Linked DNA regions of Homo sapiens: region 2 is linked to region 1. The links are chromatin loops, found by intact Hi-C in ENCODE. Cell type or tissue: psoas muscle. All regions are shown on one strand. Links, peaks and the distances in the headings refer to the core of each region. The heading gives the core; the rest is flanking DNA. Region 1 holds the start of LOC101927069 (a long non-coding RNA gene). Region 2 overlaps PIP5K1B (phosphatidylinositol-4-phosphate 5-kinase type 1 beta).

Region 1 (15,559 bases), core at 5,526-8,025:
AGAAAGGAGTGCTGAGTGGGCAAAAAGTTCACTATAATTTGTATTAATAGTGTGAAGAAAGAAAAGAGAAGACTCAGATCTGGCTCAGAATTCTGATTAAAGCTATTTATGTTAGTATAACCTTGGGCATGCTTCCACAATTTCTCTAAAAGTCCCTTTCCTCATCTATATAAAGTGGAATCATAATCCCCATACCATAGAATCGTTTTGATGTTTAAATCAAGGATCAAACTAGCTATTTAAGGACCTGTTCTGGGGCCAGGCATGGTGGCTCACACCTGTAATCCCCGCATTTTGGGAGGCCGAGGCAGGTGGATCACTTGAGGTCAGGAGTTCGAGACCAACCTTGCCAACATGGCAAAACCCTGTCTCTACTAAAAATACAAAAATTAGCCAGGTGTGGTGGTGCATGCCTGTAATCCCAGCTACTCGGGAGGCTGAGGCAGGAGAATCGTTTCAATCTGGAGGCAGAGGTTGCAGTGAACCGTAATCAGCCTGAGTGAGAGAGCAAGACTCTGTCTCAAAAAAAAAAAAAAAAACCTGTTCTAATAACTGCTTAATAAAAATTAGTTGTATTTTCACACAGTTGTGAAACATAGTATCTACAGATTATTTTCCATGCATTTCTAGCACATGATATTTCAATACATTCTGCTCTTTTTTTTATCTTAGCATGAAAATACTTGTAGGGTGGACAGTGTGTTAGGATCCTTGTTTATATATATATATATATATTTTTTTTTTGCATGTGTTGACTATAAAGTTTTGCTTAGTAAATGTCACATCAGCCACTTCAAAAGAGGCATCCTATCTCAGCTCCCAGTTATGTCTCATGAAAGACTTTAAGAGTGAAATCTCCAAGCACTGAACCTCTCCAAGATTCTCTACTGGATTTCACTCTGCCTGTCTTGCCTGTGTCATGCTGGGGGTTTTATTTGTAGAGGGAGGCATTGTAAGGGAGGTTATATATTTACTATCCAGACAAACCTGGGTTGGAAACCTGTGTCTTTGGGCACAGTGCGTAGCTTCTGAGGGCCTCATGTGCTTCATGTGTGCAACTGGGATGTTAATACCTACCCTGATGGGTTGTTAAAACTGTAAATGAGGCCGGGCGCGGTGGCTCATGCCTGTAATCCCAGCACTTTGGGAGGCCGAGGAGGGCAGATCACGAGGCCAGGAGATCGAGACCATCCTGGCTAACACAGTGAAACCCCGTCTCTACTAAAAACACAAAAAATTAGCCGGGCATGGTGGCGGGCACCTGTAGTCCCGGCTACTCGGGAGGCTGAGGCAGGAGAATGGCGTGAACCCAGGAGCCGGGGCTTGCAGTGAGCCGAGATCACGCCACTGCACTCCAGCCTGGGCAACAGAGCGAGACTCCACCTCAAAAAAAAAAAAAAAAAAAAAACTGTAAATGAGATAATGTATGTGGCAGGCTCAGAGCCTCAATCAAGGGAAGCTATTACTATTATTAGGGGTGCTGATTGTGTCATCATTTGATCGCAGGCACAGTATGCTTGGAAATGTAGAATTTTTTATTCAACAGTACTAGGGGAAGAAAAAAAAACACAGACTCAGATTTTTAAAACAAGACTTTGCCATTTATAAGAAATTGCTAGAAGGCAGAAGAAAAATGCTCACCAGCCCAGAGTCTAGGACCACCCATTTTCTTAATAGGTCAACATTGTGAGATATCTTCTGTACCTGAGCACATCCTCCCACCCGAGGCCCTTCCGGGAATTGCTTTATGATCTACCGGAAAGAGAGCCCTGTTCTCATAAGTAAACAAACTTCAGTGGGGAAGACTGATAATAAACATTGAAGAAAGGTCAAATATACATTTGGAAACAAGGGGAATCAGTGTTTGTTCAGAAGAACAAAAGAGAATGTGACTTTAGAAAATCCGTAAAAGGGTCTTAATGGCTGTTCAAGTGAGTAACATTGAGGACATATTTGTTGAATTTCTAATTCATAGGACATGAAATTTTTTTAGTTGTGGAGGTTGGATTTTTTCATTAAAAAAATAGCCCTTACTTACCCCAACACCCTTACTTTAGAAATTGGAAAACCAGGGTGCATAGAAGTGACATTACTTACTTAACATCACACAGATAGGTAGTAGCAGAATCAAGACCAGAATCTAGTTCCTCAACTCTGAATCCAGTGACTTTTCCATTGACATGTTCTTAAATGTTATAAAGGATGATGGTAACTTTCTAAAATCATTGACTGATAAAATCTAAAATTGTTTAAAGGAGCATGTGTTTTTCCTTAAATTGCTTCTCACTGAAACTCTGTGCCATCCAGAATTATAGCTAGGGTTAATTACATGTTGTCAAGACCAGGCACTACGCCAAGTCTTTTAGATGCGTATTCATTGTGTACTTGTAACAGGATTGGCCTAAGCTTTGATGATTACCACTAGGGTTTGGTTGTTCCTGGCAATTAGTAGGAAATTGTCCTACCCAAGCAATATGCATGCAGTCATCTGAGATAATCTTTCCCACAATATGTGGAAAAGTGTTGGTAAGGCAGAGTAGGTTGTGAATACCAAGATGGATGGAACTTTTGTTCACCCAACTGTGAACTTTATTCCCTCACTATATATCGTATTCCATACACGATGGTGTGTACCCTTTTTCAGGTTTCCATTTTTAGAATTGAAGAAAATGGGCTGTTGCTTTCAAAAATCATGTTCATTTAAATTGTGTTTTTACTCTCTGTTAAGAAATCACATATAAACATATGGATTTGAGCACCCCCTGCGATTTTTCTGGGGTCCCACCAGGATCTGTGGCTGCCTAACTGATATCCACCTCTCCAGCATGTTGCCAGCAGCCACAGTGACTCCAATGGAAGCAGCAACTTCAAAATATTATGCTAAAATTGGCTCCTAATGTTTTCCTCTTGCCTTCATGCAGTAGCATGCCAGAGCCCACATCTTCTTGCTTGCTAGAGTCAAATTTTGCAAGCCAGTTGTTAAGAACAGCGATTTTTATTATTTATGTATTTATTTATTGATTTATTTATTTTATTATACTTTAAGTTCTGGGATACGTATGCAGAACGTGCAGGTTTGTTACATAGGTATACATGTGCCATGGTGGTTTGCTGCACCCCTCAACCCGTCATCTCCATTAGGTAATTCTCCTAATGATAGAGTGCCCCCCACTCCCCGACAGGCCCCAGTGTATGATGTTCCCTTCCCTGTGCCCATATGTTCTCATTATTCAATTCCCACTTACGAGTGAGAACATGCAGTGTTTGGTTTTCTGTTCTTGTGTTAGTTTGCTGAGAATGATGGCTTCCAGCTTCATCAATGTCCCTGCAAAGGACATAAACTCACTCTTTTTTGTGGCTACATAGTATTCCATGGTGTATATGTACCACATTTTCTTTATCTAGTCTATCATTGATGGGCATTTCGGTTGGTTCCAATTATTTGCTATTGTGAATAGTGCTGCAATAAACATACTTGTGCGTGTGTCTTTATAGTAGAATCGTTTATAATCCTTATGGTATATACCCAGTAATGGGATTTCTGGGTCAAATGGTATTTCTAGTTCTAGATCCTTGAGGAACTGCCACACTCTCTTCCACAATGGTTGAACTAGTTTACAGTCCCACCAGCAGTGTAAAAGCATTCCTATTTCTCCACATCCTCTCCAGCATCTGTTGTTTCCTGACATTTTAATGATCGCCATTCTAACTGGCGTGAGATGGTATCTCATTGTGGTTTTGATTTGCATTTCTCTAATGACGTGATGATGAGCTTTTTTTCATGTTTGTTGGCTGCATAAATGTCTTCTTTTGAAAAGTGTCTGTTCATATCCTTTGCCCACTTTTTGATGGGGTTGTTTTTTCTTGTAAATTTGTTTAAGTTCCTTGTAGATTCTGGATATTAGCCCTTTGTTAGATGGATAGATTGCAAAAATTTTCTTCCATTCTGTAGGTTGCCTGTTCACTCTGATGATAGTTTCTTTTGCTATGCAGGAGCTCTTTAGTTTAATTAGATCTCATTTGTCAGTTTTGGCTTTTGTTGCCATTGCTTTTGGTGTTTTAGTCATTAAGTCTTTGCCCATGTCTATGTCCTGAATGGTAATGCCTAGGTTTTCTTCTAGGGTTTTTATTGTTTTAGGTCTTATGTTTAAATCTTTAGTCCATCTTGAGTTAATTTTTGTATAAGGTGTAAGGAAGGGGTCCAGTTTCAGTTTTCTGCATATGGCTAGCCAGTTTTCCCAACACCATTTATTAAATAGGGAATCCTTTCTTCATTGCTTGTTTTTGTCAGGTTTGTCAAAGATCAGATGGTTGTAGATGTGTGGTGTTGTTTCTGAGGCCTCTGTTCTGTTCCATTGGTGTATATATCTGTTTTTGTACCAGTACCATGAAGAACAGCCATTTGATTGTTAATAATGGGCGATCGAGGCGGGTGGATCACCTGAGGTCAGGAGTTCAAGACCAGCCCGGCTAACGTGGTAAAACCCCGTCTCTACAAAAAATACAAAAATTAGCTGGGTGTGGTGGTGTGTGCCTGTAGTCCCAGTTACTTGGGAGCGTAAGGCAGGAGAATCACTTGAACCTGGGAGGCAGAGGTTGTAGTGAGCTAAGATCATACCACTACACTCCATCCTGAGCGACAGAGCAAGCAAGACTTTGTCTGAAAAAATAAAAATATAAGTATAAAAACTTTATGTACATACATATGTGCACATGGGTTTTTTTCCTAAATGCTGGTTGTTAAGCCTTTACTTGTACACAACTCCTTCTGAGCCAGTCAAGTCTATAACATGTGTTTCTTTATATAATTATCTTCAACAATAATACTAATAACTAAAATGTATTGAACACAAGGGACAGATTTTATAACAGTCAGCCTCACTGAATTCTCCCAAATGCTCCAGGGACCAGGAGACAATGAGGAGGGTAAATTCAGGCACCTCCAGCATGAGCAAGGACATCTAATAGGTGCCTTCCGAAGGCAAGCAGATGGTAGACACTTGCACATGTTATTATTTACATCAACCCTGTTGTAAATAACGAGAGTGATTTTTATCACTGTGATAGGGATAAAGAACAAGCTCAGAAAGATAAAGTGACTGCCCAAGCAAGCCCCAGCTAAGTAATGCTGGTTAGAAGGGGAGACCACAAGGCAAGAACTAAAGCCTTCCAGTGCCTGCTCCCGCAACAGCTCAGACGTAATACAACAACCTCATCTGTTGCAGTGAACTCCAGCCTGGGCGACAGAGCGAGACTCCATCTCAAAATAATAAAATAAAATAAAACAAACACATTAACAAGAAAAAAAAATCTAAGGAGAGGCTGTAGATATGTAGATACATCAATGATAAATATTTTGAGAGCATTTTTAGTAATAGCCATTAAGAAATTTTATGTAAATAGGATTTAGATATACCTATGAAAGATAGACATTATCCAAAATAACTAAAGCTTAAATGGGACTCTGAAAATGGATAATTTAGACTTTTTAAGAGGAGGTCAAAAACATAGGAAAAGGGTATATAGTTTCAGTGACAGCTTGTAAACATTAATATTTGTATTTACAAATGGCTAAGCACATTAATACATAACAAGAAGTCAGGTCTATAAACAGTGTAAAATTATGGGGAGCGTATTTGTGGTTCTTAACCAAGGGCCTAATCATTTATTAGTTTACATATATGTGCTTTCTGGAAGGTAGGATTTATTCAGTGTGATGTGGTAAATGGTTACATATCTGACCTAAGGGTGGAATTCAGAGCTCCTGAACACCAGCCAGGCCCCAGCCTCCTAAGCCAGAATGCTAACCCCTACAGACAGTCTAAACACTAGCACCAAGCCAGGAGGCACAGGCAGGGCCTTCAGCAGTGCCCTTTGACCCATATGTTACTCAACAATTTTTTTCGGGGTAGGGGAGACAGGGTCTCACACTGTCACCCAAGCTGGAGCACAGTGGCCTGATCTTGGCTCACTGCAACCTTCACCTCCCGGGCTCAAGCGATCCTCCCACCTCAGCTTCCCAAGTAGCTGGAACTACAGGCGTGTGCCACCATGCCTGGCTAATTTTTTGTAGAAATGGGGTTCCACCCTGTTGCCCAGGCTGGTTTCAAACTCCTGGACTCAAGAAATCCTCCCATCTCGGCCTCCCAAAGTGCTGGGATTACAGGTGTGAGTCACCACACCCAGCCTTCCTCTTCATTCTTGCTAAGATGGATCATTCTGGTCCTCAGTCATTCTTAGAAGCATACTATGCCATTTCTAGACTGCACATCTCACTGCTTTACCATTTCTCTAAGCCAGCATTTCTTAAAGTATAGGCTCTAGAATCACCTGCTTCAGAAACAAGTTGTTTAAAATGCAGCTTCCTGTTGTCAATTCTAATGCACATTAAAGCTTGAGAACCACTATTTAAGCAATTGGAGTGTTACTAATGTCAGATTCTAACACGCCTAGCCTTGATCCTTAACTTATAGGAAGGGTTTGGGTATATAAAAGAACCACTGCCAGAGATTACTAAAGCTGTACCATGATTTAGAAACCAGAACAAGTATGTCTATCCCTAAACTGCTTACGTTCCTAGTGACTCAGGACAGGTGTCGACCTGTATAGCAGAGACCAGTAGCTTCTGTGACATTTTCTGATTAGTCAGATCAGAACTTGTAATTCGTTTGGTGTCAGCCTAGCCACGAATGAGAGAACTTTCCTGTCATTCTGCACCTCTTTGAAGCTAGCAAGGACAGAAAGTCAATTCTGCTTATGATTTTCCAATAGCTCTGAACAGTTATAATTACAGTGTACATCTGTGAGAGCGAAGCTGCTTTTCTAATCTGTTTTCATATTATTTTTTCAGCAGCTTCTGCAGACCTAATAGTAATTTGGGTTTTGACTGAAGGATACCACTTACATGCTGAGGGTGCTCATTTCAACCCTGTGTGTTTTTAGCACATTGACATGGTGACAACCTGAGTAGAGTCTGAAAGCTAAGGCACAAACACTATCTAGCAATTCCTGGTCACTAATAAAGGTTTAAAAAATGTTTGTTGGATTTTACTGAAGAAGGGCCTTGCTTTTTGTTCTGGGTTTTTGTTTGTTAGGTTGGCTGGTTTTGAGACAGTTTTGCTGTGTCACCCAGGCTGGAGTGCAGTGGCACGATCACAGCTCGCTGCAGCCTCAGCCTTGTGAACTCAAGCAGCCCTCCCACCCCAGCCTCCCAAGTGGCTGGGACTATAGGTGTGTGCCAGCATGCCCAGCTAATGTTTATATTTTTTGTAGAGACAGGGTTTCGCCATTTTCCCCAGGCTGGTCTCAAACTCCTGGACTCAAATAATCTACCTGCCTTAGCCTCCCAAAGTGCTGGGATTACAGGCATGAGCCACTGCACCCAGCCACGTCTTACTTTTTAAAGACAGAAAATGTAGTGTTTAGCAAGAAATATGAATTGTACTTTTTTTCAGTTGCCTAAAATATAAACTTCCTAAAAGTTAAGGTGTTTATTTATGAATGCATGTCAGTGAGAAGTTCTTTTTTCCCAAGGTGGTGTTATGGAGGGAAAGTCAGTGAGTCAGCCTATTTGCCGAGGCCAGCTTGTCCTTCAGGCATTTATACCACCAGTATTAGTTTGCTAAGCTGCCCTTACAAAGTACCATGAACTGGATGGCTTAAACAACAGAAATTTGTCTCACCGTTCTGGAGGCCAGGAGTTTGAAATCCAGGTATCAGCAGGGTTTTCCCTCTGAGGTTGTGAAGAAGAATCTGTTCCATACCTCTCTGCTAGCTTCTGGTGGTGTGCTGGCCGTCTTTGACATTCCTTGGCTTGTAAATCTCTGCCTTTATCTTCCATGGAGCTTTCCTTGTGTATTTGTGTCTCTATGTCCAAACTTCCCCTTTTTATAAGAACACCAGTCATACCGAAGTAGGACACACCCTATTCCACTATGACCTCATCTTAACTAATTATGTCTGCAACAAACTCATTCCCAAATAGGGTCACATTCTGAGGTACTGGGGGCTAGGACTTAAACATATGAATTTTAGGGAGATGCAATTCAACCCATAACAACATGGCTCTGAATAAAGCTTTGTTTTTCTGAGTAATTTTTGTTTGTTTGAATCTGACAGCAGCAAGTATAGAGATTGCAGAGTATCTGGCAGCAAACCACTATCCATGGGAATTATGCCATTGAGGTGTAGTACAGAGAAATAATAGTGCTTAGGCCAGGAATTGTTTCCTGTTCACTGTGTCTTAAACCTTTATTGGTTCCATTAGCTTACACAGCAAAAGGCATTTCCAATTCAGCATATTTTATTTCCAGTATGCCACTCTGATCTCAAACTTTAGTTAGAGAAGACCAACTAAGGCTAAGAATCAAAACTTTTGGAAGCTAGCAAGACCTGATCAAATCCAAACTCCTGATTTTTACAGAGAAGGGAACTGTGGAGTACAGGAAAATTCAATGTCTTACCCAAATACAGTACTCACAGCTACTTAGTGCCATGTTGCTACCACAACCCCACTACCCTGCCTCTTGCTGTAGCTCCTTCTTTCACATATTGTACTGCTCCTCTGAGCCACAGGGGCCATCGGTGCCCTATGACAGTGGTCCCCAACCCTTTTGGCACCAGGGACCAGTTTTGTGGAAGACAATTTTTCCATGGATTGGACGGCAGAGTAGGGATGGTTTCAGAATGAAACTGTTCTGCCTCAGATCATCAGGCATTAGATTCTCATGAGAAACACAAAACCTAGATCCCTCTCATGAGCAGTTCACAATGGAGTTCATGCTCCTTTGAGAATCTAATGCCACCACTGATTACTGCCTAAGGCAGAGCTTAGGCAGTAATGCTCACTCACCCACCACTCACCTCCTGCTGTGCGGCCTGGTTCCTAGCGGGCCACAGACCAGTAACAGTCTATGGCCTGGGGGTTGGGGACCCCTGCCCTATGATTCAAAAGGTCCCAATTCCTGTTGCCTTCATGGTGCTTTTCTCTAGCTAGAGAACACAGTCAACCCTGTTTTCAATGTGTGCTGTCTACCTGGGAATGTTTCATGGATGGCCCATACTGCCATTTTTTAAATCTACCTAAGCCTCACCTCTGGGATCTACCTAAATATATTCTCTCTTAATTCCATGGATATGAGCTCTAGGAAGGGAACTAATTATAATGTTAGACTCTGCCACATATGAACAGTAAAACACATTGTCCTAGAGAGCAGAAGCCATCCAGTATTGTGAAGCTTAATAGAAATTACTTTGATGGGCCTAGCATGGTGGCTCACGGCTGTAATCCCAGCACTTTGGGAGGCCAAGGCGAGCAGATCACCTGAGGTTGGGAGTTGGAGACTAGCCTGGCCAACCTGGGGAAATCCCATCTCTACTAAAAATATAAAAAATTAGCCAGGTGTGGTGGTGCTTGCCTGTAATCCCAGCTACCTGGGAGGCTGAGGCACAAACATCGCTTGAACCCGGGAGGCAGAGGTTGCAGTGAGCTGAGATTGGGCTACTGCACTCCAGCCTGGGTGATAGAGCAAGACTTTGTCTCAAAAAAAGAAAGAGAAATTACTTTGATGGTGAAGGTTTTTATTTTGGTTTGCTGTTGTTGTTGTCTTGGATGTTATTTTGGTGGCGTATTTTTTTGCATTTATATATTTCATAATCATATAATTATTGGCTTCTTTTTTTTTTTTTTTTCGAGACGGAGTCTCGCTCTGTTGTCCAGGCTGGGGTACAGTGGCATGGTCTCGGCTCACTGGAACCTCTGCCTCCCAGGTTGAAGCGATTCTCCTGCCTCAGCCTCCCGAGTAGCTGGGATTACAGGTGTGTACCACCACACCCAGCTAATTTTTTGTATTTTTAGTAGAGATGTGGTTTCACCCCAGGCTGGTCTCGAACTCCTGACCTTGTGATCCACCCACCTTGGCCTCCCAAAGTGCTGGGATTACAGGCGTGAGCCACCGCGCCTGGCCTATTGGCTTCTTTTTAACATTTATTATTAATATATATCTCCTCAACTTTTGGGGGTTTTTAGGGTTTTTCCCCAGCTTTATTGAGGTATACTTAACAAATAAAAATTATATATATTTAAGGTGATACATTGTAAAATGATTACCACATCAAGCCAATTAACATATCTATCACCTCACGTGGTTATATCTTTTGTGTGGTGAGAACCCTTAAGATCAACTCTTCTAGCAAATCTCAAGTACACAATACGTGATTATTAACTATGGTCACCACACTGTGCCTCAGATCTCCAGAACTTCCTCATCTGGCATACATTTTGGCCAACACCTCCTCACTTCCTCTTCTTTCCACCAGTAACTATCATTCTAGTCTCTGCTTTTATGAGTTCAGCTTTCTTAGATTTTACAAATGAGTTCATGCAGTGTTTGGCTTTTTGCGTCTGGCGTATTTCATTTAGCATAATGTCCTCCAGGTTCATCCATGTTATTGCAAATGGCAGAATTTCCTTCTTTTTTAAGGATGAATACTCTTCCTTTGTATATGTATACCACATTTGCTTTAACCATTCATCAGATAAGGCACACTTAGGTTGTTGCCCCAACTTTTTGGGAAGCTCCCTAAGTTGGTGTTCTGACCATGTCTGCTTACTTTTTGGTTTAAGCCCAGCACTTGGAATGAAGTAGGCACTCAGTATACATTTGAATGGATGATTGGTAGTTTTGTAGGGAGAAAAGCAGATACTGTTTATTATGCTGACAGTTCATTATTAAAGTAAAATTTATATATAGTAAAAATGCAGAAATCTTTGTAGTTCCATAAATTTTGAAAAATATGTACCCAAGTTACCATCACCCAGATCAAGATAAAGAACATTCCCCCATCCCACCAGCAAGTTCCCTTCTGCCCCTTCTTAGACGTGACCCGAAGGGCTTTTCTCCTTCGTTTTTTCCTGGAAGCTTTCTACGTTTAACTTTCACATTTTGTCGGTGATCCATCTCAAATTAATTTCTGTATATGATATGAGTAGGGGTGTCGAAGGTTTCTGTTGTTGTGCTTTAACAACTATTCCTTGTTCCTTTGATGAAATCAAATAATCAAGACTTGTATATAGAAATAGATTTGTCATTGGGAAATGGATCTCTGTATCTCTTTTTCTCTTTTATAATTGAACCATGGTTGCTGGGGATAACTTAGAAACACAGGAAAGGGCTAATTTTCTGCAGTGATTGGATGGCTCAAGGCAATATGTGTAGGACAGGTTACTCCAGTCAGACCTACGTTCAAATCCAAATGCCACCAGAGGTGAGACAAGATAGTCTTAATACTCAAATGTACAAAATAAATAGCCAGAGACCTCACCTAACAGGGTTCTTTTTAATGAGTAAATGAAATAACATGTGTAATACAGTCATCACAGTATAAACATCACAGTCAACGATGCCTGCTAGCTTTACACCTGTGCTTGTGTGTGTACATGTTGGGGTATGATATTGGAAAGAAAAACAAATCTCATAGCGATATACGGTGAAAAAGGTCCCTGAACTTGGATGAGGGTTCCTCTTTAAAAAGGAGGAACCCTTTTTATATTTATATCCTATCACACACAGAGTCACTCCCCTCAAAGGGAGAGGAGGCCCTCTTCTCACCTCTGAGGCTGCTCATGGCAGGAGCTCAGTCACTGCCAGTTCTCTGAGCCATTGTGGCTTCTGTCCTCACAATGAATAAACCTGGAAACACACTGTTTGAGTCTCTTCCTGCCTATGGGTTCTAAGTGCTGCTGTCTGAGCTGTGCCTGCAGCAGGCTTCCTGCTTCTGGTGCTCACTGCGGGGAGGGGAGCCATCGGTTGATACCAGGAGAGAGCCTGCTGCTCTGCTGCCTTCATTAGAAACAGGCAGTCTCCTTGTCTAAAAATAGCAAAAGTGGGAGAGTGGGGAAGAGCAGCAGCCATGCTCAGGGCTGAAAGTGAGAAAGGCAGAAACAAGCAGATCTCTGAAAGCCTCCTGTATGGTGGCAGGCGGCTAAGCATTCTGGGTGCAGTGACTGTGGTCAAAGCTTTTCTACTTCCCTGGGTCCGTGTTGGGGGGTTTTGTAGATGTGTCCACACACTCAGCCAAGGGCTGAGCATGAAGGAGCCGCTCTGTCCTGGCAGGAGCATGAGATGTGCCACACGCTGATACTGTCCAGGCTGCAGCAGGAGCGCTAGTGCTAGTGCTTGAGAATTTCCACACCCTGTAGTATCCTCACCCACTCCCTGCCCCAACCAAAGGTGAGCTTTTTCCCAGTGGGGCACAAGGTGTTGGTTTGACCATCACTTCAGAAGCGCCTGGGTCACGCTGGAATGGGCTTGCCCTTAAGCAGAGTGTGGCTCTGGTACTAAACAAGTCTTTGCAGCCATTAAGTGAGACCAGGCTGTATTTGTGGGTGTTCTCTGCAGGTAGAGCTTTCCTGTCTACATTTGTTATCAGTTAATGTTCTGGTAGCTAAACTAAGAGCAGAAAAGGAATTCTTTCCAAGGTCTTACGATAAATCTGTCTATGCAAGCAGACCTCATCAAAGCCCCATGAAAACAGGCAGAGTCTCAGAGGTAAGAGTCCTGTTGATACTCCTGTTTGCTTATCCCAAAGAGCTTTACCCTCTCTTGGCCTTTCTTTCTCTTGTACTATCCAAACTGATCCTCTTGCTGGCCTTGTGAGATGGGCTGGGCATCTTTCCCACCCACAGATGAGGAACCAGGAGCTCAGTGTCATAACTTGCCCAGCATTGTAACCAGTAATCAGAGACGCAGAGCTTGTATCAAGGCCTCTGCCCTTCGCCTGGATATTCTCTGAGGTTTCTTCCCCACATGACAGTTTCTGAAGGGCAAAAACCTCCTAACATGAAGCAGCCTAAAATGTGGCATGAATTTAAGCAAACTTAGGGGGCAAAAAAAAGACTCCATTTAACTTTGATTTGGGAAACATTTTTCTTTGCATGACCCAGCAATTATGACTCTGAACCCAGAGAGGGAAATATAACCCTAACTCACTGTTGGCCAGGCAGTATACAATATTTATATAGTCACAATACTATAAACTCTATGTGTCAATTTTCTAATTTTAGAGCCAATCTGTGGACAAAGAGGGAGCAATTTTGTTATAGCTGCAAGATAGGATATAAATATGAACAGCCCTGACAAAGTAGAGATAAAAGTTGTTCGGTGTTTTTTAAGTGTGTCTAATATAAAGTGAGAGGGGAAAGCAGGGACAAAGATGAAATAATGTGGGGAGTTAAAGGATACGGTGTGTGGTTGATGGAATAAAAAAGCTCACTAGGTATGTTATTTACAGTTACAAAATAAAATATAAATAGCAAATGTTGGAAGAAGACACAGGGTAGAAGAGGGTAAATGTCCCTCATAGTGAATCAATGGATGCTACCTTAGGTTAAGAATCTTTTAACCCCTGATTCATCAAAAGACATGAAGGGAATCGCCAGAAAATATTAAAAGAGAAATCCCAAAAAGGGCTGCTGCCCCTAGGGAATGGCGGAGGGTGGGGGTGGGGAGGGCAGGAGGTTGTTGCTTTTCATCAGAAGTCATCTGTGTTGTGTGCTTTATTATGATGTTTATTACTTCGATTAAAACAAATTGAGGCAGTGAGAGAATGACTTTTAAAAGACAAAAACTGTGGATAGTACCATATGTTCCCTCAACAAATGCTCTCATGAGAATTAGCTATAAAACACTCATTAGGTCTGCAAACAGAAATCAGAGTGTTCCAGGCTATAAAATTATCAATGACTGTTTTCAGCAGTCCAGCCAGGCTAATGCTCTCCAATGAAGCCAAACTAATGTTGCTGATAACCAAAAGAATCTTTTTTTTTTTTTCTGTAAATGACAGAGGCCTGTGTGGCATCAGGGTGCCATTAACGTTTTCTCCTAGAGAGACAGCCAGGAAGAAAAATCGCTCCTCCTGTACTGCTCTCACCTGTGAGAAGTTTATGACTTGTTCGGAGAGCAGAGCACAGAGCCCGGGAAGAGTACTGGCAGTTTCTGTGTTTTTACAAGGGAAGAACATAGCTGAGTAGATTAACAGTTTCCTGTGTGGCTTGTTGCAAATTACATGCAATTAGCCCTCAGACAGCCTGAATCGAGAGAATTGTGGCAAAACTTGATGGTGCAGAACCTAGGCAGGCAGCCAGACTCCTAAACCCAGTCACGTAAATTTGCTGCTGTAACTGGATCTTCCCAAGCCACAAGTCTGAGAAATGGTGGGCACTCTGACCTGACCACTAGATTTTCAGGATATTCCTCCTAAGAGAGGTATCCTTGCTTCTAAGTGACCCCTAAAACAGAACCTAGGAAACTCTCAGCCAGATAAATTAGAAATTGATTCTAAATAGGCTTGTGCCCAGGAAATCAACAATGCAGTAAAAATATCAGGACAAAAGCAAGAATACTTCCCAAAGTCAGAACTGAGGAGCAATGAATATTAAATTGATCAATGGCATAGACATTTAAATGAAAATCCTTTTTTTAAATGTATATTACTGGCCAGGCACGGTGGCTCACGCCTGTAATCCCAGCACTCTGGGAGGCTGAGGTGGGTGGATCGCCCAAGGCCAGGAGTTCAAGACCAGCCTGGCCAACATGGTGAAACCCCATCTCTACTAAAAATACAAAAAAAAAAGTAGTTGGGCATGGTGGTGCGCACCTGTAGTCCCAGCTACTTGAGAGGCTGAAGCAGGAGAATCGCTTAAGCCCGGGAGGTGGAGGTTGCAGTGAGCCAAGATTGCACCACTGCACTCAAGCCTGGGTGACAGCGAGACTCCATCTCAAAAAAAAAAAAATTATATTACCTTTACTGCTTGGGGCATCTTCAAGAGAAGACTTTGCTGTAGACTATGGATGCATTTATTTGAATTAGATGACTTATTCTTGCGTTATCTCCTTACTCTTTTGATAATTACATTTCATTATTTTTTAAGCCACAATGGACATGCACATACATACTCCTGCATACAGTTTATAGGTTCTTGAGCCTAGGTAAGACTTTATGTCCTATGTGAAACATTTCTTGATTAGGAAAGTTACACCTTTCTCTTCAGTAGTGCATATAACCTTTACTAATCTCTCTTTGCTAAAAATAATGTGACAGTGTTAAACTGAAATATTTTTAGTATCTGTTTTGGCTGAGGCCCAAAACAAAAGTAAATGTGAGACTATAGCACTTGCAAAGGTCAAAACTGGTTTTTGAATGGCAGAAAATCAGCTCTACAGCCCTCAGCTGACTACCCACCTCCAGCCTTTAAAAGAGGTTATTGAGGCCAAGAAAAGAGTGGCAGTTAGAATGTGATCTTTAGAGAGAACTGTTGATCAGAGGTGTCTGTCCCCACCCAGGGACACTTGGGAGGGCTTGATAAGTGTCCTGTGGAGGATGTGGCTCATGCCTGAGATCCTATGATGGCAGAGCAAGGAGAGTTTGCTGTTTGGAGTTGGCTTCTGCTACTCACTTCCTATCTTTTTTCTGTGTGTGTGTTTTTTTTTTCTCCTTAGCACTTTTGACCAACATAATACATATTTTAAATACTTATCTCATTGTCTGTCTTCTTTAATAC
Region 2 (15,559 bases), core at 8,381-10,880, 170 kb before region 1:
GTGTGTGTGTGAGAGAGAGAGAGAGAGCGTGTGTGTGTGTGTGTTTTAATGGTTAAAACATCTGTGTCTCTACAGGCTGGTAGAACTACATTCCACACCTAACCTTGTGACTTCCAAGCTTTCTGATTTTAGGCAAATTGCTTAATCTTTGTGTGTCTTAGTCTTTTCATCTGTTAAATGGGAGTGGTTCTTATCACAAAAAGTAGTAAGGATTAGAAAGGAATTCTCTATAAAATTGTAAAGTTATTTATTCAGAAAACTGGTAACTTGAATAAATGGAAACCCGAAGAATATATGTAATATATGGAATAATCCCCTATCTTTAGGGCAAATTTCCTGAAGGAAAGGGACAATAGTTTATCTGTCTTTCCTAATACCAGTTGACTGAGAAAGAACTTAGTGAATGTTTATTAATGGTGATAGATAACGCTTGGAAAATATGTGGAATGGTTGCTCACAGAAATCTGTGATATGTGTCTTAAAATATTTGCACATTAGCAAATGTTTTAGACTTTAGGAAATCTTCCAGACTAAAACTCTTTCTAGGGAAATGGTGTTGCAATTTTGATGGTATATAGGAAGTCAGTGAGCTTTCCTTTTAGTTTTCCTAACATTCATGAAAATTTCTGGGTTTCTCCTATTTCATTCATATTTTCATAGAGAATTCAGAAATCTGCTTTAATTTTAACACAGTCAATCAACCTTGTTCTATAATTAGGATGAGAAGTTAAATGACATTTACTTTTGAGCAAACTTTCATAAGATATGTATTTTAATCATGTGAAAAAAAGATTAGAATAACAAAATATACTGAAACAGGCAAATTACACCTTCTAATGAGAGAAGCGATGCAGGTTCATTTTAGAAATTGTAGAAAGTTCTGATAAGCAAAAGTAGTACACTTCACTGAGATGCCATTGTTTGCACTTCATGTATATTGTTCCAGGCTTTTTCTATGTCTAAATATGTATATGTGATTTCATACGGTGATAGCATCCTGCTGTATATTCAGCTCCATAAACAGCTTTTATTCCCCATGTAATATACAGTGAATGTTTTAAATATGCTTCTGCATTTTTTTGATAGTTGCATTTTTTTGATAGTTGCATGTTATTTTTTTCTGTGGATGTACCACAGTTAATCCACTGTTACTCTTTAGTTTGTTTTCAATTTTTTCCTCAATTACAATGTTCTGATGTACATCTGAACAAACTTTTAAAATTTAAAGACCACAAACATTTCTTAGACTTGCCAATATAAAATACCTAATTCAACTTTGTTCATTCTTAAAACATTCCTTTCTGAACCGGTTTTGTTATTTATTTGATGGTCATGTTTGGAGCTCCTGTGTGTGACTGAAAAAAGAAGAAAAGTGTAGTTTTCTGAACATAATCTGCATTTCAGATTTTTTCATGAATCTAAGACAGCATTTTCCTCATTTGATCCAAACTAGAGAGTTTTGATAATGTCATCAGGAAATGATGCTCCGAGGTTGTCTTCTCCTCAACCAGAGCAACCCGTAATTCATGGCTAGTGAGGTTGCCAGGAAGTCAGTGATCCTTACCATTGTGTCATTTGAATGAAAGAAAGGCTGGAGCATAGGAAGTGGGGAGATGAGAAAGAAGCCAGAGTTAGATATCTATCCCACAGATTTAAGGTCACCACCGTTTCCGTCTTTCATAGCTATGGCAACTTGAGATCCCATGTTTTCTAGGTTAGTTATCAAATATTCCCTCCAGTAGCCCAGTGAAACATCTTAGAAATTCTAGTATTTGGACATCAAAACTAGCATATTTCTATTTTATGCACCTAAAAATGACACCAAAACCCTTTATGACATCATGGTTGTCAGTTTTAGGGTTATAAAATATGGTGACCATATATAGATCTTAGGAAAAGGAGTAAAAGAGATGAGTTAATTATTCATTTTTTCAATAAATGTGGTGAATGAATACTTACTATGTACCTGGCACTGTCCTAGGGCCTGGGCTTACAAAGACGAGTGGACAAGTCCTTAAGTTGCTCTTGGCGTGGTACACACATATATGTTTAATGTCTACGATGCTTTGTTGTTATTTGTTGCTGTGTAAAAGACATATGTCCAAGATGCTACAGGAACCCAGAGGAAGGAAATGCAAAGGTTTTTACAGAGGAAGCAACTCTTTAGCAGGTTAATAAGTGGATAGGCATTCCCCAGGGAGACAAGGGGTACATGATGAGTGTCATTCAATATGTGCAAAGAACAGAGTATATTCTAGGATTCTCCAGCAAACAAGAATTGCAATGTTGATTTAAAACATTTGGAGTAAGTATTGGGTTGAATTTTTTGTTGGTGATGGTGGTAGTGTTTGCTAATTGTTTTTATTTTTCCATATTTCTCAGTTTTTTAAAATCTTCATTGTTTATTCCTTTTTAGGGAATTACTAAACCATTTGACCCTGAAAGATCAGATGAAATGGACATGGCTTATTAAGGAGTTGTTGTAACTACTTCTTGTCTCAATGACATACTATTTTCCTGTCTTGGATTTAATTGCTTAGAAATTATGGCTACAGATTCACAAAGAGATTGGAAGAAAGAATAGATAAAGAATATATAGTTCAAATTATCTGCTAAATTTTTTGTGCTGTTAGTAATTAATACTCCAAAATGTGATAAAGATCACTGTGCCCGTTTTGTTTTGTTTTGTTTTGTTTTGTTTTGTTTTAGCATTGGAAAAGCCTTGGGCTATACATTCTGAGATTTCAAACAAAGTAGATTTATAGTGGAAAGGAACCAGAGGTTTAGACTAAATAGATACGCTGTAAGAGAGCCATAATGATCTTATTTAAATATTTTCCACATTAAATAAGGCATGAGTACTGTTATGCTACTGCCTTTTTTTTAATAATTGAATTTGCATCCATGGTGGTTTTTTTTCATTCCCCGTGGAGTTCCACTTGATAGCCAATGTGAATATTTGAAGAAAATAATCTGTTGGAGCCCAGATTTGAATTAAACTTCCTCAAAGTATAATGAAAGTTTTGAGTTTGTCTTATAAGAAAGAAATTTTTGTTTATGCTTTAGAAGCTTAATTGATAGAAGTCTGGAGAGCAATAATTGGGGTGAATTTTTAAGATGGTTGTAAGATTGTTCACTTGGTAAATATTTCTTGAGCTCTTACTGTAGACACTGTGGACCAGTCATTGAACTGAATTAACTTTCACTCTAGTTCCTAATAGACATGTTAAGCTGCTGGCTTCATGGAGTTTACATTATAGTGAGAGGAAACAGACAAAAACAATAAAAGGTAGTTAGTAGTTAGTAAAATCATTGCCAATTACAATAAATGTTAGGAAGGAAATAAACAATGGGCTGAGAACTTGAACCACAGAGAAGCACCTGCTTTGGGTAGAGTGGCCAGGGAGAATCATCATGGGCAAGGGGGAGGCATGTGCATGCACTTGGGGAATTGAAAGGAGGCTGGTGAGCAAGAGGAAGCATAGCATCAGATAAGCATGGAGAGCTAGGCAGGCAACAGACCACACGGGGTCTTATAGGGCAAGATCAGAAGTCTAGATTTTATTCTAATGCCATAAGAAGACATTAAAGGGTTTTACACAAGGCCTAACCTGAACTGATTTCTTTTTTAAGACCATTATTGCCTTGTGGAGAATGGGAGCAGGAAGATCAAGTAGGAGGATGTTATATTAGTCTAGGCAAGAGATATTGGTGACTGGGCTGAGGTGTAGCAATTAGGATGGAGAACAAAAGATGGTTTTGAGAAATCAGCAAGATTTGGGAGAGGGCATACTAAGGAGAAAGAGAGAGAAATCAAGAATGACTGATTTTTGTAAATGAAGTTTACTGACTTGAGTAAAAATGGGAATGAAGTGACATTGAATGAGATGGGAAAGTTTGCAGGGGCAGAAATAAAGAGGTGTTTGAGTTTTGTTTAGGACCTATCTCTAATATGTTTTTGAGGATTCTAAAGGGAGCTGTCAGTTGGCTATATAAGTTCAAAGCTAGGGAAATCTGGATGCAGCTAAAATTATATTTGAGATAAGCACACCTTCCATCAATATGTTGGCTGTAATTTTAAAAAGCATTTGGAGTATACTTGAAAATACTGAAACTCTCTATCTGTAGTACATACCTTCTGTTCATCAGTGACTAATTTTAGGGTACACAACAGTTGTGCAAAAGAATGAAGTCCTCTTAGTTGCACTTCTTATCAAAATCCCAATGGTATTGTTTTATAGAAATAGAAAAAAATTAAATTCATATGGAACCACAAAGGAGCCCAAATAGCCAAAGCAATCTTGAGAAAGAAGAGCAAAGTTGAAGGCATCACACTTCCTAACTTCAAAATATATTACAAGCCACAGTAAACAAAAGAGTATGGCACTCTCATAAAAATAGACATATAGGCCAATAAAATAGAATAGAGGCCCCAGAAATGAACCCATACATATACAATCAATTGATCTTCAACGGGAGTGCTAAGAATACACAATAGGGAAAGATAGTACCTTCAACAAAGGGTGTTGGGAAAACTGGATATCCATATGTGAAAGAATGAAACTGGACTTTTATATCAGACGCAAAACCAACTCAAGATGGATGAATGACTTAAAAATAATACCTGAAACTGTGAAACTCCTAGGAGAAAAGCTAGGGGAAAGGCTTCATGACATTGGTTTTGGCAGCAATTTCCTGGATATGACACCAAAATCACAGGCAACAAGAGCAAAAGTGGACAGATAGGACTAGGACAATATCAAACTCAAGAGCAAAGGAAATGATCAACAGAATGAAAAGGCAACTCATGGAATGAGAGAAAATATTAACAAACTATACATCTGAAAAGGGGTTAATATTCAAAATATATAGGGAACCCCTACAACCCAATAGCAAAAGAAAAAATAAGGAGCCTGATTGAAAAATAGGCAAAGGACTTAAATAGATATTTTTCCAAAGAAAACATACATGAGCCTGGCCTTCCCATATCAGGTTCCTTAGAGAAACTGAAAATAGTGATGGTGAAGGGGCTGGTGGAGATACCTGTGGGCAGCAGGTGCCCGGTTTGGGCCAGTGAGTGAGGAGAAGCCTCACACACAGCATGTGGTATGTGGCTACCATTTTTTCTCTTGCTTAGGCCCTGCAAATGTTGGGGGTAGACCTTGCCTTTCGAATGCAATAGTCCTTGAGGTTTGTACCATGCTTTTCATCCAGCATCTAGACAGGGCCTGCACATGCACAGGTGTTTGTTAAATGGATGAGTAATCCAGTTTTCCTTGTTTTCTGTGGCATGGGGAAGAAACATGGGTTGCTTGAAGTACCTTGGGTTCAACAGACCTCACCATTTCCTTCTTACTGATGTAAGAAGGCCTTGAAGACCCATCCCAGTCAGTCATCCATGGATAGCATCTATGTCAAGAGGATGTCGGGCCTTTATGTGTGATTCTATAGTTAGTGCAGTGCACAATGGGGCTCCACTGAAGGGTAGATGGAGGCTGATTTCCAACCTGTTCTCAGCTGCCACGCTCTGTATCTGCTGTTGAAAAGGGGCCTTTTTCTTTGCAGGGTTAAGTCTGCCCAGAGGTGGTATCTTTTTCTCATTTTTCTGCAAGGGCATAGGCATTTGCTAAATCAGAAAGGTTGCCTTTTTGTCATTCAAACAAAGGTGTCCTAGGCTTCCCAAGGTCATATTTGGGTACCCTTGCTCCAAATTCTCCATGACTGTTAAGTTCTTGAGGAACTTGAGCTGTAAGCACTCCAAGTGTTGGAATACTTTGAGCAGTTGTCTCCCTGTGCTTGCATCTCTTCTCCCCCTCATATAGAAATCCCAGATAGGAAAAGTGTCGATCCAAGTTGCAGGCTTCCATGTCCATTCCTAGGGCTCTCAGGCCTCGCTGAGTCAGCACCTGCTACTACCACACAGGTGGATTGGTCCATAGATATTTTAACCCATTGCTCTGTTCCCAGATGCCCCTGCCTTCCTTCTGATAAGGCAAATTTAATTTGTGTGTGTGAGGAGGGGATGGAGAGGGTGCTTTGCTTGAGCCAGGATATAGTCCTTTATATTCTGCTGAAAATTCTCAAAGGAGGGCTATCCAAGGGAAAATAACAAGCCCGGGCATGAGAGAACTTAGAATTCCAGGGATACTTAGCGGTATTAACACTAGGAAAAGGGCACATTTTTTTTTTCATATTGGATTGCTAATAATCACAACAATGCTAAATACTTCCTGGATTTCTTTCAGTTGGGCTGAATTTAAGAAGTATAGGTTTATGCTGTTCCTTGATGCTGAGAAAAGAGGGTACATGTAATACTGAGACATCCGCACAGTGGTGGGTGTTGAGGCACCCTGCCAGGTGGGAGAGATTTGAAATATATTCCAAGACTAAAGATTTGGGATTTTTTTCGTACTTTCAAAACCACAGGGATTGACAGAGTTTAATAATAAGATTACAGAGTTACTCCTGTGAATATAATATACCACTTGAAAGAAGTACATTTGGTCAGGCTGGACGGAATCTCATCAAAGAGATAAGGGAAAGTCCGGAAGACACACCTGAGTATGGTCTGAAGCCAAAGAACAGCATGCTCCAAAACAAGCCCAATCTCAGGTTAAGAAGCCTTCATCATTTAGAGTGGCCACCACACGGACTCTCCTTGTTTTGTCTTTTGACTGTTAGGTTGAGTTCTGATGGAATGAATGATGGGGGTTTGCCCCAGCATATTAGCAGCGCATTTCGGCCCTTGTGCCAGTCTGGAAACAGGCGATAGAGAGTGAAGTCAGTGTGTTACCATCACAGAAAACAGCTTAGAAAAAGATACCCCACCAGATAAATAATGGGCATCTCTGGATGAGAAGATTGATGGCTCCTTTTATTTTCTTTGTGATTTTCTGTCTCTTTCTCATATTTCTAAAATAGATATGAGTTGCATTTATAATGATTTTTAAAGTTATTCCAAAAGAGAAACTATTCAAAGAAACTGAAACTTTATGGAATGAACCTGGAATAGCAAGAAAAGATATCTTATGGAAGTATTCGAAATACTAAATTGATAGCCATCCTTAGTTTTTCATGTCAGTTTGATGCTTGAACATTCCTTGATTATCCAGTGCTAAAAGGAGGAAGAAAACATTTATGAAGCATCTACTTAATGTGTAAGGACTTAAAAAATGAGACATCCTTTCTGAACTCAAGGTAGCTTATCTAAGAACAACAGAAATACGCATATATGCATTAAACTTTCCATTTTTGTGTCTATTCATGTGCCAGGCACTGTGATGGATAGAAAATGGATGGATGGATGGATGGATGGATGGATAGACAGAGGTTATTGCCCTCAAGGGGCCAATAGTGTACTAGAAAGAGAAGAAATTTAAACTGAGGATTACAATATAGTCAGTAAGTGTCACAATAGAGTTAGTCCCAGAGCACGTGAGTACAGAGAAGAAACGCTGCCCTTTGCCTCAGGAGGGGTAGGAGAGGATTCATACGAGGAAGTCATGCCTGAGCTGCATCTTGGAGGACAAAGAGCACTCAGCCTGAGAGTGAAGGGGATGTGCCAGGCATTGAAGTGTGTGCAAAGGTAAGATGCAAAGAGAACCACGCATTCTGAGAGCTGACAGTCATCCCATGTGGCTGCAGTTGTGTTGGGGTGAGCTGGGAGGAGATATGAGAGTCGTGAGAGGTCATACGCTGTGCCAAAACCTCTGAGGTTTGCCCTGAAGCAGTGGGAAGCCCTTGCAGGATTTTAAAGAAGGAGAGTGGTTAGACAGATTTGCATATAGAAAAGTCCCTTTAGCAATGTTGTTCACCAACAAGGCAGACTAATTAGGAGGCTAGGGCAGCAATCTGTGTTAGAAATGATGAGATCTCAATTAAGTTTGTATAAGGGAAAATGCAGAGAAAGACTCAGAGTCAAGGAACATCAAGGAGATTGATTGGAAAGAGCTTAATTGATAGGTTGTGGGGAGGATGTATTGAGGAGGAATTGGGATGGCCCCTTGATTTCAGGCTTGGACAACTGGGTGCTAATGGTGGCATTCTTTGAGCTGGATGGGATACGATAAACTGCAATTGAAGCATTTTAAATTTATAGTGCCTGCGAGATACTATAGAAACCCTAAAAGCAGCTGGGAATATAAATCTTGAGCTCAAGAAAGTCTGGGCTCAAAGAGTTATTTGGGAGTCATCACAAGTAGGTTGCAGTTAAACCCATTGGTGATGGAAGAGATTATTCAGAAGCAGTGAGAAGAAAAGAATTCGGAAGACCATGAGGAACAGGAACATTTAAGAAACAGTCAAAAAAGGTGGAAGCCTGCCAGAGAGCCCAAGAAAAAGTGTTCAGAGAAGTGGAGGAAAGCCAGGCATACCAGGAAGGGAAAACCAGGCATATATGGAGGCCCTGCTCATGCTGTCTCCCAAGTTCATCATCCGTGGAAGAAAGGGCAAAGAGCAAATGCCAAGTGGCAGACATGCACTTCCCAACTGAGTTTGCCTCTAACAAGTCTCTCTGGATGTAAATGTCTGTCGATACCTCACTGCTAGAATGTCTAGGAATACAAGTTTCTTGTTTGTTTAACTGGGAACATTACCTTCCTAAATAAAGCTATGATCCTGTTAATAAAGCACATGGGGAAAAGGGATTTGGGGTATTTGGGGTAGGCAAATGACAGTGTTGGCCACTTCAGGTAGCCAAGGGAAGAGGGACAGTCAGTGAAGGAGGACTGGTCATTCATCAGTTCAACACAGATTTGAGAGCCTGCTGTGTGCAAGGTATTCAGTGTCCGTGCTTCAGAGAAGTTGAGGAAGGTCATGAATGAAATGACTGCTTGGGTGAAGCAATGAGGAATCCACCTTTGAACTTGGGGTGGTTGTCCAGGAGGCCGGATTGCTGTGCCTCCATGAGCGTGTGGAGGGGTGGGGGTGAAGATGGAGAATGGACAACAGTCTTTTGAGGAGTTGACTTTGAGCATAAAGGGAGTGGGATGATGCCGCAGCCAGGAGGGAGCATCAAGGTGAAGAAGAGGTTTCAGGAGCCAGGAGGAAGGGTCTCAGGAAGGAGTTCACATGCTCATATTCTCAGGGTGAAGAGCCAGATGAGGGAAAGTAGTCGATTCAGGAAAAAGAGTATCTGATAAAGCTCCAGACAGGTATGTGTTGTGGGGAGCGGAGAACATACCTTAGCTGTGCATCAGAGAGGGACAAAGATGGGTATGGGCGTTCATAGTTTACAGGTGGGAAGGCAGGAAACAAAGGGCCCACCATTCCTCGGGGAGGCAGGGGGCAGGTAGCGGACTTAAGGAAATAAGCGAAGTCTTCAAATAGGCAGTATTAGCAGAGAGGTTAAGAGCCACTTTGGAACTGGACAGTCTGTGCATTCCCATCCTGGCTCCAACTGTATGACCTTGGGCAAGTTATTTATATATTTTATTCTTCTAGTTTTCAATTTTTTTTTTTTTTTTTTTGAGAGACAGGGTCTCACTCTGTCATTCAGGATGGAGCGCAGTGGCATGATCATAGCTCACTGCAGCTTTGAACTCCTGAGTTCAAGTGATCCTCCAGCCTTGACCTCCCAAAGCACTGGAACTACAGGTGTGCACCACTTCACCCAGCTAGAGGCAAGTTATTTAACCTCTCTGTTGCCTTCGTTTTCCTCTGCAACCAAGCAATGAGGATAATAACAGAAACCTGTTACTTGGAGTTGTTGGAAGAATTAAATGAGTTAATTCATGTAGTACTTGTCTGAGTGCCTGGCACAAAGGAGTGTTTCATATGCATTGGCTGTGATAATGATTATTTATAGGACAGAGAGCACATGCAGTCCAGGGTCACCTAAACGCCTAACTGGTCCAGAATGCAAGTGCGTTGGCTGAGGGCTGTGAGGGCACAGCAGATGAAGCATTGCATTCTTCAAGGAAGTCCTCAGGGGGAGGCATTTGAGATTGGCACAGCCCTGGAGAGGCTAGCTCAAGTAGAACAAACACTGTTGGTGCAGGCAAGAGGCTGTCAGAGCACCTGCCACATTTGCAGAGGAAGGAGCCCTCTGACACTTGAGAGGGAGCATGTGGGGCGCAGGGGGCCCTGTGTGTAGAGGCTCCTTCACCTCAAGGGTGGGAAGAATGGTGGAGGAGCGGCCAGAGATGAGGGTGAGCATCACACTTTGCAAGGCCTCGAATACCTGGAGTTTCTTCTGTAGCCACGAGAAGGTTGGGAGCAGGGCAATGAGGGTCCACTCTGTCCTGTGGTGCTCCTTCTGGTGAGAGTAGCTAAAAATAGTCATCACAATGCTGAGTGCAGGGACTGCGTATGGTGTGCCAGGAACATTGGAGTGCTGTAAATCTTGGACATTACTAACGACTGCCCTGTGAGAGAGGTACTGTTATTTGTTTTATTTTTCAGATGAGGAAACTGAGGCACACAGAGGTTAAGCCACTTGAGGATTCCATACAGCTGGTGTGCGGCAGAGTCAATAGTGAAGCTGGGCAGTGTTGTGACACCAGAGCCTCTTCCTGTGACCACCGAGCTGTCATCACCTGTCACATTAGGGTGTGGCTCTCCAGAGGGGGTAGTGACAAGTGGAGATTGGAGCAATGACCTCTGCTAGGCTTATGGCAGCTTATTGATAAAACATTTTCTGTCTTAGTCAAGGAGAGTTTGGCTGTAAGGACTAGAAACTCCTGCAAAGAACTCAAGTGAATGCTGAATGGATTGTGAAGATACAGGGGCGCTCCCAGAACCCAGTTGCTTGCTAGGGAGTATGGCTAGACATTACACAGCTGGAGAGTTGTCAGGCTGTAGCAGTATCTCTGTCTGTCTGGAAACACAGGGCCTTCTCTGTGCATCTTTCCACAGTCTGATTAAATTGCAGCTTTCCTAGTTTCACTCTCCCAGGACCTTGGCTAGCCCTGACCCTACCTGACCTGAAAAGTCACTTGACTCACTCAGTCCCTGTGTTGTAGATAAAGTTCTTGCTTTGGATAATCTGCTGGTTTAGCCTAGTTCAAGTGTCCCTCCTTGGTTCCTTCTGCAGCTGGGATAAAGGTGGCACAGGTTATGACCAGGCAGGGAGAAAGCTGCTCTGAGAACTCCATGATCTTCAGTGGTTAGTGAAGCTTGCACGCCTTGCCATCTTGACTTAACTGCTAACCCTGCACTCCTCAGTCCCTGGCTTTGCTCAGGTTCTGACAGTGTTTTTGTTGTAAACATCTTGTGGGGCTCCTTCCTTTCAGCCTGCAGCTCTGCCCTGGTCTTTCAGGTCTTCATCCTCATGACTATTGCAGCAGGCTCTAGAGTCACCCTTCAAATCTGGTTTTCGCTTCCCATTTTATCTCGCCTTCTTTTAAGCAATATTATTTTTACAATTTTTATTGGCCTCCTATTCAGAAGCCTTCAGCAGATGTTCCTTAATTTGTCACATTCATGGCTGTCTCCCAGGGCCATCTAGCCCGCCGCTAATCATCCTCTTCCCTTGAATTCCCATCGTATCAGCACAGGATAATTTTCTCTTACCAGACATGCCATGGCCCTTCCCTTCTCCACGCCTGCTCCTTCCCTCCTGCTCTGACATCTCTCATCCATGACTTAAGAATGCTGACTGTAGACCCTGACTCTAGACCACAGTCACCTCCCTCTCCTCTGAACTCCTTTTAGTTTTGATTCTCTAGGGAAATTGTTGGTTTGTTGAAAGCAGCTGCCTGCCCAGTGTGTCTTGAACCTGCACACAGCCAAGCACATGTCAAACACTTGGAAAATTTAATATTCAGTGATTAGTGGCTGATTTATTATCTCTTTTGGCCTTGGTTTTTTTTTTTTTTTTTGCTTTTTAATTTTTTATTACATATTAAAGAACATTCCATATAAGCTCTCTGACTGTGATGATTGAATACTTGTTAGAGGCAAAGCCAAGTAAAAGTATTAACTCTAATCCTGTTAAAGACTTTCCCATTATTACATGTGCTTGAGTTTTGGCTTCTCTTTTGTGTGCCTTGAGAACAGGGACCATCTCATTCATCTTGTATACCTCAAAGTACCTCACATAAAGACATCCGGGAATACATGTTTGAGTAAATGAATACCCTCCTCATTGAAGAATAGATCTTAAGTGGTCATTTCATGACTGCTTCTATCTAGGCATTTACATTTGTGCCTAGTTTGAAACCACTTTCATTGCTTGTTACGAATTAAGCTTATTCACCCAAACTACAGAAAGGCTTTTAAAAATTTTTTCCTTTGGACAAAATTTGTCTCCTGCTCAGTCCTTTTCTGCCCATAACAGCATTGGCCATCCCCTGCAATGATTGTATTTATTTAACAGTTCTTCCTGCTTCCCTGCTATGGCCTTTCAGACTTCCCCACAGGCACAGAGCCCCCAGACACCTGGCAGGGTAACTATCAGCTGTTCTTTGTATTTGGGGCATATAGGGGATCTGTGTGGCTTTGGTTTCTCAATAGAAAATGACATAAACGCAGAAATACTTTGCAGGCTGCTACAGGAACAAAGGCAAACAGACTTGTTTGTTTGTTTCTGAGACCAAACATTTTTCTGCCAATCAAAACTGGTTTTATTTGCATATAGTGTATCATAAATTGTTGTAATAATTGAATAATTCCCAAGGCATGTACTCTTAGGAAAAAAAGAGGAAAATAGCTTAGAAATAAAATGTGGACAAAAAGCATAAGCTGGTGAATGAAAAATGAGAAATATTGCCATGTAGTAAAGATATAATATTGTGAAGTCTACCCAGTATCAAATGTATGGTAAAAACTAGGGAAGAGGCTGGCACAGTGGCTCACACCTGTAATCCCAGCACTTTGGGAAGCCAAGGCAGGCAGATCCCTTGAGGTCAGGAGTTCGAGACCAGCTTGGCCAACATGGCAAAACCCTGTCTGTACCAAAAATACAAAAATTAGCCTGGCGTGGTGGTGTGCATCTGTAATATTAGCTACTCAGGAGGCTGAGGCGGGAGAGTCACTTGAGCCTGGGAGGCAGAGGTTGCAGTGAGCAGCGATCATGCCACTGCACTCCAGCCTGGGTGACAGAGCAAGATTCTGTCTCAAAAACAAAACAAAACAAAAGGGGAAGAAAAAATGTAAGCAAGTTATAGAGGCAAGAAGTTCAACTATGTGAGATTATTTGTGATTATCCCAGATGTGACTGGGAAGAGATAGAAAAGTAACAGTGTTAGTTAAATCTCCATGGATTCTTTGCCTCCATGCCAAATATCATGACTATCTAACTAATTACTCCCCCCGACTCCCAGCTTCCCCACCACCCCGACACTATCACCAGATACACACAGATACATACTATGTCTTTGTATATGTAAAATGAAAATCATTGCAGGACATCATGCAGTAGCAGTGTTTTTCATGAAAGGCTGTGAGTTACATTGGTCTGAAAGCAACACATCCGTCATGGCTGTTTTCACTGGCGACTTTCTTCTGTCTAATGTTTGCAATGAAGGCTTGGCTTGAAAAGGCTTATGAATTCTTTTAGCACAACCTTTGTTGGGAAAATGAATTACAAGTGGTTCATTTGATGCTGATCCTTTTGTCATTGCCATTTATAGCTATTCTGTTTATTCACTTTGGGAGAGCCATTCTGAGAATTGATGAATGTGTTTTATGAGAGAATATAAGAGCCCTGCAATTTGTTTTGATTGGTCTCCATTTGGATTCATAGCGAGCAGGTGCCATCGTTTGGAATTGGTTTTGGCAGTGGCTTGGTTATATAAATATTAGATACATGAAGTGAAACCTCATTTAAATTATTTTCATCAGTAAGAATAGGAGAGCTTTACATTGAATGTAAGACACCATAGTTCTATTTTTACAGCTTCTAAGCATACAAATGTGTAACATACCATATGTCTGAACATATGTATGTAGAAGTGGCCTCCATTGTACAAATATTTAACATACAGATTTTCTGCATTTCTTTGAGAGTTTATGCAAATATTCTTTAAAAAACTCTAAGCCTATAGTTTCTTAATATAAGAATTTTTTCTGGTCTGAAAAATACAGGCATTTCTGCTTTGGAAACTATGTTAAGGATTGTTTCAGTTTGGTGTTTTTTTTGTTGTTTAAGCCTCAGAAAATAACCCAGCACATTTTAAACCTTTGCTTTCTCCTGCTTTTTGTTGTTGTTGTTGTTACTGTTGTTTTTGTTGCCAAACCCACATTAAAAAAAATACCACGCCTCTTTGTAAGGGCTCTAGAAGAAGAACTATAATACTTCCTATCTTCCCAGCAAAACTGTTTACCAGGCTGACGTTTTCCTAAGAATAGCTCCCTAGGTTTTCATGAATCCATATAAATTTCCACACATTTGTTTTTTATTCTGGCACAAAATTTAAGAGGGACTTACGATCATAGGTGGAAGGAGCAATGAGGAAGTCTGTTGGTAACCCTTTAGGTAACATCCTAAACCTCGGGCTACTTGCGGGCAAATTGTTAAAATGCAGGACTCATGATCTCTGAGTACACCCATGAAAATTTAAATACCCTTCACGGTGCTGGGTCTTTTTGTAAGCAAGCCAACACGGTGCCCAGACTCTTTTCCACCCTCTAGCTCTCAACCTTATGTCCCCAGCAAACGGCTCTAAGTCCAATTTCAGTGTTCTTCATAAGTGAAGCTTTCCATGAGCCCCACAGGCTGACTTATGCAGTTCCTCCTCCAAAAACCCAGAGTAAAGGACATGCCACATTGTAAATTGTAGCCACTGCAATGCCTGTCTCTCCTGCTAATAGGATTCCTTTGAAGACGAGTACCTGTCCTTGTCATTATGGCCCCGGGCCTAGCTTACTGCCTGACATGTTATGCTCCATAAATGTTCATTGAATGAATGAAAGAGTGAATTTATTTGGTGTTAGGTAATAAAAATGAATTCAAAAGAGCATAAATAAAACAAAAATGATTGACTTTAACATGCAGGTGTGACCAAGGCCCAAATTATCTTCCAATTGCTTTGTCTTTCGGGAAATGCGCTAGGAAATGTTAACATACACAGCCTGAATGGCATGAAAATATTTGAATATGGCTATCCTATTGGAAGCCCAATTCCCATAGGGCAAGTTGCACTCATAATGACCAAATAATCAATGAGTCCTCTCCTCATTCCAAAGAGGATTTGAAGTGAGGCCCTACCTAAGAAACTTGGCAGAGGCACCAAAACAAAAGCACTATCTAATGGAGTTAGCGCAATTCATAATCGAAGAGAAGTGGACAGCAGCAGAGATGGACATGAAACCCAGGCCTTCGGAGGCCTATCCCAGCGTTCTTCCAATTCATTCTTGTTGCTTCACTTTATCAGTGTTTAATAAAGTGTTTGTTTTTATGGGAAGATGAGTAAGGACTCGTGGCTAGTGTCCCTTAACCTCTTGTGTCTACAGATTGGCCTACTTAGTTAAGTGATTAGGTAATTAGCAATTCTCCCACTTATTTGGCCATGTATGAGAAGCAAACTCATCTGTGGCAAATTAAAAATACTGAGTTTTATGGCCCTAGTTGGGGAATTAGAGGTTGAAAGGGTTGCTTCTGACTCACATATGGCCCCCA

What was found. A loop is a pair of places that touch in the nucleus more often than their neighbours do. Peaks named below come from ENCODE experiments on the same cell type or tissue, not always from the same donor. Only the 100,000 strongest peaks of a DNase experiment are listed, where the experiment ranks them.
Region 2: it touches region 1 in a loop (2.4-fold over the local background); 1 of 110 quality-filtered maps calls a loop at or near these places.

The regions. Positions count from the first base shown.
Region 1 is chr9:68,967,982-68,983,540 of GRCh38, forward strand. The region is part of intron 14 of PIP5K1B (phosphatidylinositol-4-phosphate 5-kinase type 1 beta); the gene reads left to right. It overlaps LOC101927069 (a long non-coding RNA gene), which reads right to left and starts at 7,860. Exons shown (of 3, transcript NR_110647.1): 1 at 7,683-7,860. RefSeq lists an enhancer at 1,652-1,946. In psoas muscle, for the core only: no CTCF peak of the experiment used is centred there; no DNase peak of the experiment used is centred there; H3K4me3 peaks cover 583 bases.
Region 2 is chr9:68,795,141-68,810,699 of GRCh38, forward strand. The region is part of intron 2 of PIP5K1B (phosphatidylinositol-4-phosphate 5-kinase type 1 beta); the gene reads left to right. Among named protein-coding and RNA genes, the nearest start is that of PABIR1, 23 kb to the left of the region's middle. In psoas muscle, for the core only: no CTCF peak of the experiment used is centred there; no DNase peak of the experiment used is centred there.